Linked DNA regions of Homo sapiens: region 2 is linked to region 1. The links are chromatin contacts, found by Hi-C or POLR2A ChIA-PET in ENCODE. All regions are on one chromosome and are shown on one strand. Each heading gives the region's core, a stretch centred on a gene start or an enhancer-like site at or near the end of the contact. The rest is flanking DNA. Distances are from core to core; before and after follow the strand shown.

What was found. Hi-C counts contacts between places; a loop is a spot of excess contacts on that map. ChIA-PET counts read pairs that join two places held with the same protein, here RNA polymerase II (POLR2A). Pooled maps may share reads with other maps.
Region 2: a loop to region 1 is called in a map of gastrocnemius medialis, with 3 times the contacts of the local background. The contact joins the promoter of CAV3 here to the enhancer-like site in region 1. A Hi-C loop is called at or near these places in 10 of 168 maps with a recorded cell type or tissue (PC-9, Right ventricle myocardium inferior, cardiac septum and 4 more) and 8 of 50 pooled maps. POLR2A ChIA-PET finds 5 or more read pairs at or near these places in 2 of 52 experiments (GM12878 and MCF 10A).

What each region holds. Positions count from the first base shown.
Region 1 is chr3:8,656,088-8,660,174 of GRCh38, reverse strand. It overlaps a transcript of SSUH2 not described here. Among named protein-coding and RNA genes, the nearest start is that of SSUH2, 13 kb to the right of the region's middle. RefSeq lists enhancers at 1,503-1,552, 1,583-1,632, 1,783-1,972. Within about 2 kb of position 1,699, at least 19 of the 41 ENCODE cell types and tissues checked have a DNase peak (open chromatin) inside an H3K27ac peak, as active enhancers do; they include PC-9, gastrocnemius medialis, heart left ventricle and 2 more, where a contact is called at or near this core.
Region 2 is chr3:8,731,922-8,736,008 of GRCh38, reverse strand. CAV3 (caveolin 3) reads right to left here and starts at 2,207. Exons shown (of 2, transcript NM_033337.3): 1 at 2,019-2,207. The coding sequence starts at 2,132.

The DNA.
Region 1 (4,087 bases), core at 450-2,949:
AGCCAGGTAACCACACTCTCCTGTGTGGTCCCCAACCCTGCCTGTTAGGAATTGTGTAGTCCCTGTGGAAACTAACACGCCTCCTGGGATCTGACTGGAGCAGACTAGCTTCCCTGTTGGGACCCGAGTGGTACAGTGGCTGATGGGGATGAGATGGGAAGAACGTTAGGTCAAACCCTAGAGGACATGTGTTAGGAGCCTGTCTGAAGAATGGTTTCCTAGTTTCACCTAATGAACTCCATTCTCCCTTTAAGATCCAACTCAGATGTCTGCTTCCCTGGAAAGATTCCCATGAACCCATGCCACTTTCCATAGCATTTATTGACTGTGTTCTAATTGCCTCCTTCTCTATCTCTCTCTCTTCTGACTGCAGGTATCTGATGAATCTCCATATCTCTTACACTGCACACAATAAATACCCATTGAATGAATGAATACATATATGGATGGATGGACAGACGGATGATGCATGGTAGATGGATGAATACTGGATCCCATGCCCATTGAGGGTTTGGGTCAGGGGACTGATGTGAGCAGACACACAGAAGCACGGGCAGCCCCCGGCCTCCAGCAGATTCTTCCAACCCAGCTGGAAAGACATGATATGGACTTGGGAATTCTCTAACTCTGAAAGGCCCCCTCTGCTGAGGTGTCCCATGTTCACAGACAGTGTGCATGACCAGAGGTCAGAAAGAAGGGAGCTCACTCTGCTCTGGGCAGGGGGAGATCAGGGAAGGCTGCCTGGAGGAGGTGAGGCTGGAGTGGGGCATTGAAGGATGGGAAAAGTTATGTGGATGGAGAGGCGGAGGGAACAAAGGCCTGGGAATCTGATGGGCCAAAGGGAAGACAGGAGACAAGTAAAGCTTGGAGATTTTGTCGAGAAAAGAAGAGAGGAGGCAATTAAGGTGGGAGAAATGACACCAGAAAACCACTGAAAATGCCCCAGTGGGGTTTGTTACTTTTAAAAAAAAAGCAACCACAAAGAAAGACAATGAAACATCCATGTTTTCTTTAGTAAGGTGTAAGGAGAAGTGGCGCCAAGAAACAGCATGGATTTCGGAGTCAGGCAGACCTGGGCTAGAATTTCACCCTTGCTGATTTTTCACTGTGTGACTCTGGGCAGGTGACTTTACCTCTCTGAACCATAGTTTCCTTTTCTAGAAAATGGGCCTTGTAATAGTACCTCTTAGGGCTGCTGTGAAGGAAGGATAACATGGAAGCAACATGCCTATCATAGTGCTTTGTGTATGGTAAGTACTTTGTTGATGTTATTGTTAATAATATGACTACTATAGCCTTTATTATGTTTTGTTTTGTTTTGTTTGGGGGAATGTGACATTTGAGAGTCCTGGGCATTGTCTGCAGTAGCTGTGGCAGCTGTGATTGTGGGTAATAGAAGGAGAAGTCATGCAGGCACAAGGCTTTTTTTCTTCTCTGTTTTTTTGTGGCCTGAAAGAATGAGATAGCAGAATATTAATACTGCTATCTGGAGGCTTGACGCTGGGGCCTGGCGGGGGCTTGTTTTTGCAGCCAGAAATAGTCTGGCCTTTGCCTTTCCAGTGGGCAGGTTGCCAGGCCAACGAGTGTGTAAACCACCCGGCCGAACAAAGCAAAACTATTTTTACCTTGGGGAGCCCAAGAATGCATCACAGAGTTTACGCACCTGCCCCACCCAGCCTGGCGGCCCAAGCCAGTCGCCAATGGAGGCTGGTCTGCGGCAAGCAAGTGGAAAGCAAACAGTCCTGCCCCTTGGGGACCAGCTGCCCTGGCAAGGATACCAGGTGTTCCAGAAAGGCCCAGAGTACCCCCTCTTTCTCCTCTAGCCAGAAACTCTGAGAGAGTTTCTGAAGTGGTCACGCAAGGAGCAATAAAGGTTTAATTTTACCACCTAATTCGATATGAATAACAGCAATTCTACTCATAGCAATGCCTTCCACTTACTGAGATTCTGCTAGCCACAGGCACTCCGCTAACTGCTTACACATGTCGTCATCTCTTAGCCTGTAATAAATATCTCCATGAGGGTCATCCCCAGTTTTCTGATGTAGAAGCTGAGGGTCAGAGAGGTTAAGTGACCTGCCCAGGGTTACCCAGCTAGGATGCAGTTTGACCCCAGGCCCATTCACTGCAGAGTGGATGCTCTTCTCACCTCCCTCACTGTCTCCCCACACATGGGAAGAACAGGGAGGGCCAGCCTTGGAGTTGTCGTGGGGAGAAGGGTGCCTACGGTCCTGCCCATGCAGGGCTATGCAGGCGTGGAGGCTGGGAAGAGACTGGGACAGCCCCACTGCCTGCTGATACCAGCAGATATGCACACATACTGGAGAGCGAGGGTGGCGCCATGCCTGGTTCTCTGCTGAGCAAGAGGGAGGCCAGGGTGTCGGAGTCTACAGAACTGAATCCTCCATGTGTTACCATAGTGAAGGCTTTTCTTCCTTTCTCCCTCCCTCCTTCCCTTCCTTCTATACTCACCTCTTGGTAGGATGTGGTAGAAAGAGCATAATTTCGGTAGTCAGCCTTTGTTCCCTCCTCTTCTCCATGTACTTGACTCTTTTCATCCTTCAGTGCCCAGTGTCAGCCTCGCCTCCTCCAGGCAGCCTTTCCTGATCTCCCCCTTCCCAGAAAAGAGTGGGCTCATCTGACCTCCTGTCGTACCCACTGTCTATGAGCATGGAACACCTCATGGAGGGTGGCCTGTCAGTGCTAGAGAACTTCCACGTGTCCATGTCATGCCGTCCCACCTGGGTTGAAAGCTGCTTGAGGGTAGGGGCTGAGTCTTGGGCTTCTTCATGCCACTTTGTATTACTCCTCTGCCTCCTAACCTTCCATGACTTGTACCACCCTTTGGATTGATTATTCATCCACTCACCTATTCAACAAATACTCATCAAGTGCAGTGTCAGTTATGTGAAGATGCCTGAGATGCTATCCTGAAGTCTAGAGTCAATCAGGAAAGAGAGCTAAGAAAGGAGGTAATTATAAAACAGGGTGGTGGGCCAGGCACAGTGGTCCAGGCCTGTAATCCCAGCACTTTGGGAGGCCAAGGCAGTAGGATGACTTGAGGTCAAGAGTTCCAGACCAGCTTGGCCAACATGGCAAAACCCTCTCTCTACTAAAAATACAAAAATTGGCCGGGTGTGATGGTGCATGCCTGTAGTCCCAGCTACTCAGGAGGCTGAGGCAAGAGAATCACTTGAACCTGGGAGGTGGAGGTTGAAGTGAGCTGAGACTGTGCTACTGCACTCCAGCCTGGGTGACAGAGTAAGTGAGACTCTGTCTCAAACAAACAAACAAACAAACAAACAAACAAACCAAAAAATGAAGCAGAGTGGTAAATCCCATGGAAGAGGAGGCAGACTCATCGTGGGAGCCAGAAAAACCCACATTCAAATCCCGGCTCCACCACTTCCCACCTGTAGGAGCTTGGTCAAGTCACTTCCTCCCTGTGCCTCAGTTTTCTCATTTATAAACTGAGGCTAATAACAATTCTCAACTCACAGGGTTGTAGTGAGGACCGAATGAGATGATGTGGCCTTTTCGTCCTTTCCATCATGTTGGCTCCACATGGGCAGGGGTTGTGTCTTCCTCGCTCCCCGTCGTGTCCCCAGCCTAGGGCACATGGTGGGGCATGAGGACTGTTTGTGGAATGGCTGTTGCTCCGTCCCTGGGTCACAGTCAGTGACTGCCTGGTGCTGTCAAGAGGGGCTGAGAGTCCAAGAATTGGAACGCTCAATCCATAAGCAGGTTTTGTGCCAGGTTGGGAACACAAAACAGGGCAGAGGTGGCCAGGAGGCGGGCAGCAGCGAGGTTCCAGGAGGCCTCATTTCCTGTATGTTAGAAGAATAAATAGTAAAATGTGTCCTGGACCAAACCTTTGTTCCTTTTCTTGCCAGACTTGCTTATGGGAAAATTAGCTGCTTTTAGCAGAACATGGAAAAGAGGGAGAGTATATATTGCCAGAGGTTTAAGTTTCTCAATTTCAAACCTAAACATGAAGGCTTTTCAGTTGTGTGTTCTGTTTGAGATTTGCACAAACCTGGTCTCTCTCTTTCTCTTTTTGTCTCTCTCTCTTTCTTAAAATCTTAAT
Region 2 (4,087 bases), core at 958-3,457, 75 kb before region 1:
TGCTATACTGTATACTCTATCTCCATCACTAACGATGTATAGAAATATAATATCCAGTATAAGAAGAGCTGTGGTGGAGGAATGCCCTGAGTGAAGCAGGGGGACAGAAGTGGGAGCAACTAATTGCCTGGAGGAGTCAGGGAAGGCTTTCTGGAGGAGGTTGCATTTGAGTTGGGCCTTGAAGGCTGAGTGAGGCATTCACCACCTGGAGAAGAGAGGACAGGCACTTCTGGCAATGGCACAGGAATGTACTCTGGTGGGTGGGCTGGCAGGTGGGAGCCAACCAGGCAGAAGAAGCAGGTTGGGGCCAGATTGTGTTGGGTTTGGACAGCCACGTGGAGAGGCTAGGCTTCTCCAGCATGGGAGGTGCCCCACTGAAAGACCGCAATACAGGCCTGTCTGATCCAGTGGCCAGGAGCTTTGAGCGCTTGAAATGTGGCTAGTGAAACTGAAGAATTCTAGATTTTGTTTAACTTTAATTAAAATGTAAACCCCGATTTCATTATTGAAAAATTTTTGCAGAATGTTTGAAACAGTACAGGCATGCGAATCGATTTTCACATGTACATTTTATGAAATCTAAATGCAGAACAAGCATTTCGGATGAAAATGTGGGGTCTGAACTGAAATATACTGTGGGTATAGGAAGCACACTGGATTTCAAACTTGAAGACTGTACAATAGCTCATTGATAATTGTTTTATATTGCTTACATGTTGAAATAATACTATTTTAGATATATAGGGTTAAGTAAGAAATATCAGGAACATTAATTTCACCTGTTTGCTTTCGCATTTTAAAATGTGGCTGCTAGAAAATTTTAAATTCCTTGTGGTAACAGTATCCCTATTGGACAGCACTGGCCTGAGATTCCAATGCTTTCAGTAGGATCTGAGAGGCCTCAGACACTGGCCTCTTAACAGCCCCTCCAGTGACTCAGATGCTGGTGGCTGGGGACCCTTCTTGGAGGAATTCTGCTTTAGAAAGGTACCTCTGAGCCAGTTGTGGAGTCTTGCACCTGTAATCCCAGCACTTTGGGAGGCAGGAGGATCACTTGAGCCCAAGAGTTTGATACCAGCTTGGTCAACATAATGAAACCCAGTCTCTACTAAAAATACAAAAATTAGCTGGGCATGGTGGCACTCGCCTGTGGTCCCAGCTAATCAGGAGGTGGAGGAGGGAGAATCACTTGAGCCTGGGAGGTTGAGGCTGCAGTGAGGCGTGAGTGTGCGACTGCACTCCAGCCTTGGGGACAGAGAGAGACTGTCTCAAAAAGAAAAAAGAAAGATCCCTCTGGGTACTGGCTGGAAGTTGGATTGAAGGTGTGGGCCTGGAGGCAGCAGGGCCGCTAGTGTCACCAGGAGGCGAGGGAAGAGGCCCAACTTCAGACGCTGAGAGACTCCCTGAGGGCTAGACAACCCCGAGCTTTCTCTTCGAGGGTCCCGGGTGCCGTCTGCCCTGTCCTGGCCACTAGACCTGGGGTGAGGGGGTAGCTAGGGGAGGGCTGGGCATGGCCCTCGGCCTTGGGGACAGATATTGGGCAGTGCTCTGGGGGAGTGAGTGTACCTCGAGGGGCTGCCGGCCCTGCTGGAAGCTGCCCTCTGGGGATTAACCCTGCACCCACTGGAGAGACCGCAGAAATGCCCCTTGGCACAGAAAGGAGCCCAACTTGGCCGCCCGTTCCTGTTCCTCCCAGGGTGAGAGCCAGGAGTGAGTGGCAGGAGCGTCACAGTAGTAAGGAGGGATTTTCTTTGTGACTCGCTCCTCCTGCCCTGATTAGCACTTAGGTCATGGAGATGAGGCTAATTTTTTGCTCTTGATTTTGCTAAAGATCCTTCGGTGATTTAGAAGCCTTTTTTTGGGGGTGGGGTGGGGTTGGGGGGGTGATACAGAGACAACAGAGCAACAAGTCTCTTTTCAGGGAAACTGTGTCTGCAGCAGATACCCTCCCCTGCCAAGCGCCCACGTCTCGCAAACCTGACACTCTCCGCCCGCCGAGGCAGGCCTGCAGAGCCTACCTTGACTATGTCCTCGTTAATGTTCTTGGGGTCTCGGTTCACCAGGTCAATCTCCTTGCAGTGGATATCCTTGACGATCTGGGCCTCGAGATCTGTGTGCTCTTCTGCCATCATCGCAGAGCTGGGGGGATCCACAGGAGGAGATCCGAGCTGTGTGGCCGGCTGGGGCTGAAAATACTTGGGGCAGAGAGACCAATTCAGTGTCCCCAGACTTATGTCCCTGCCAGCTAAATAGGCCCCACCCAGCATGCCGGCTGACAGCTGTCCCACATAACTTCAGCCTGCCTCTCTCTAAAGCCTCCTGTGGCAGGCCTCCAAGCTAAAATTAAGACTGGAGCTCTTCTGGAAGGCCGATCGCTCCTTAAAGGGGGCTGCCTCAGGGCACTGGGCCTCAGGAGAGGGTGCAGAGGGCCTAGCGTTTCCTATGCATCGTGTGGCTGTGGCCAACTCGGCGGTCGCTCCGGGGCCCCTGGAATTTGCCCCACTGCTGTCAGCATTTTGGCTCCTTTGGGGTGCACTGCCCGTGGAGGGAAGTGGGGTTAGTCCCTCCTCTGCCTCTGGCTGGCTGTGTGACCTTTGGCACACTTCACCTCTCTAGGCCACTCTGTCCCCATCTGTAAAATGGAGAGATGATAATAACAATCAGGGCTCTCCTACCCAGGGAATGGCTTCAGGAGCTGGAATGCGATGTAGTGGGGCTTCTCGTTGGATTGCCAGTGCCTGGCCCTGCTGCTTGGTGACCTGGAGCAGGTCCGAGCTTTGTGGGTTTCTGAGGTTTCCACCTGGAGCAGGAGTTGATGGACTGTGGTGTGGGGCCAGGCTGGGGATGAAACAGGGAGAGGAAGCTGCTGTGGGGCTGCCCCTCGTCTGCCGTCTGGAGCCTGCACTGGGATATGCCCGGTGGGGGGAACATGAAGTCCATGTTCGTGCTACCCTTCACCCTGCCCTAGTGACAGCTTCCAGGATTTTCTTGGGTCCCAGACACTCCACATGCATCAGTGGGGTGCACCTCTCTTAGATACCTGCTCGGTTTTTCTGTGCCCTCTTCTAACTCAGCCTTCCCCTGGGCTCCAGCAGCATGAAGGATGGCAACTCTGAATCCTCAGGGGTCAGGGTCTGTGCTTCCATTTACCTGTCTATTCACTCCTTCATTCAGGATTTGCTAATAGCTGGGGATAAACAGACCAACAAGGCTCTGTCCGCCTTGAAGTGCTCCCAGTCAAGGTGGGGAGACTAATTAAAACAATAAGTGATTATAATACTGTGCGGTAAGTGCCACAGATCAGAGATATTTTACAAAGAGCTGGTCTTAGAAGTCCATAGGAGTCAGTAACTTACTCTGAGGACACCGGGGAAGACTTCCTGTGGGAGGTGGCTTTGCAGATAGGTATCGAATGACAAGCAGGAGCTCAGCACCTAGAACACTTCAAGTTACAGGATTGTGGATATTGAGGAGTGGTATAGACAGGAATGTTGAAAAGTGTGGAGTGGCTGGAGCACAGGGTGTCTGGGGTTGAGGCAGGAGATACAGCTCAGCTCAGGCCTGGGTGTGCAGCATCCCAAATGTCATACTAAAGAATGTGGATTTTGTCTAGGGGTGCTGGAAAGCCATTGAAGGCTTCAAAGCAGGACAGGGTCGGTATCAGATTTGTGTGTGAGGAAGCTCCCTGGTGGCCAGGTGGAGGGTGGATTGGAGCTGGGTGAAGTTTGAGGTAGGAGGGGGAAAACCAGAGGTGATTTAGGCTTTATCAATAATTACACCTGGCTAGTAACACAAAGGATGCAAAAGTAATAGTGACTTGAATAAGGTAGGAACTTTTTTTCTCACTTAACACAAGTAGTTCAGAAATATTATAGTGGCTCCATGATGTCTTCAGACATCTGGACTCCCATCCTTCTGTTCTGCTAGCCCGAAAGCCACCTCATAGGCACAAGATGTCTACTGCTCCTCCAATCATCATCTCTGAGTCTGGATAAGAAGAAAGAGGAAGGGGCAGGGACAAGAAACGACATCTGCGAACTGAGTCGGCTCTGTTATAAAGCTTTGTTAGAAGTCCAACCCAACTACT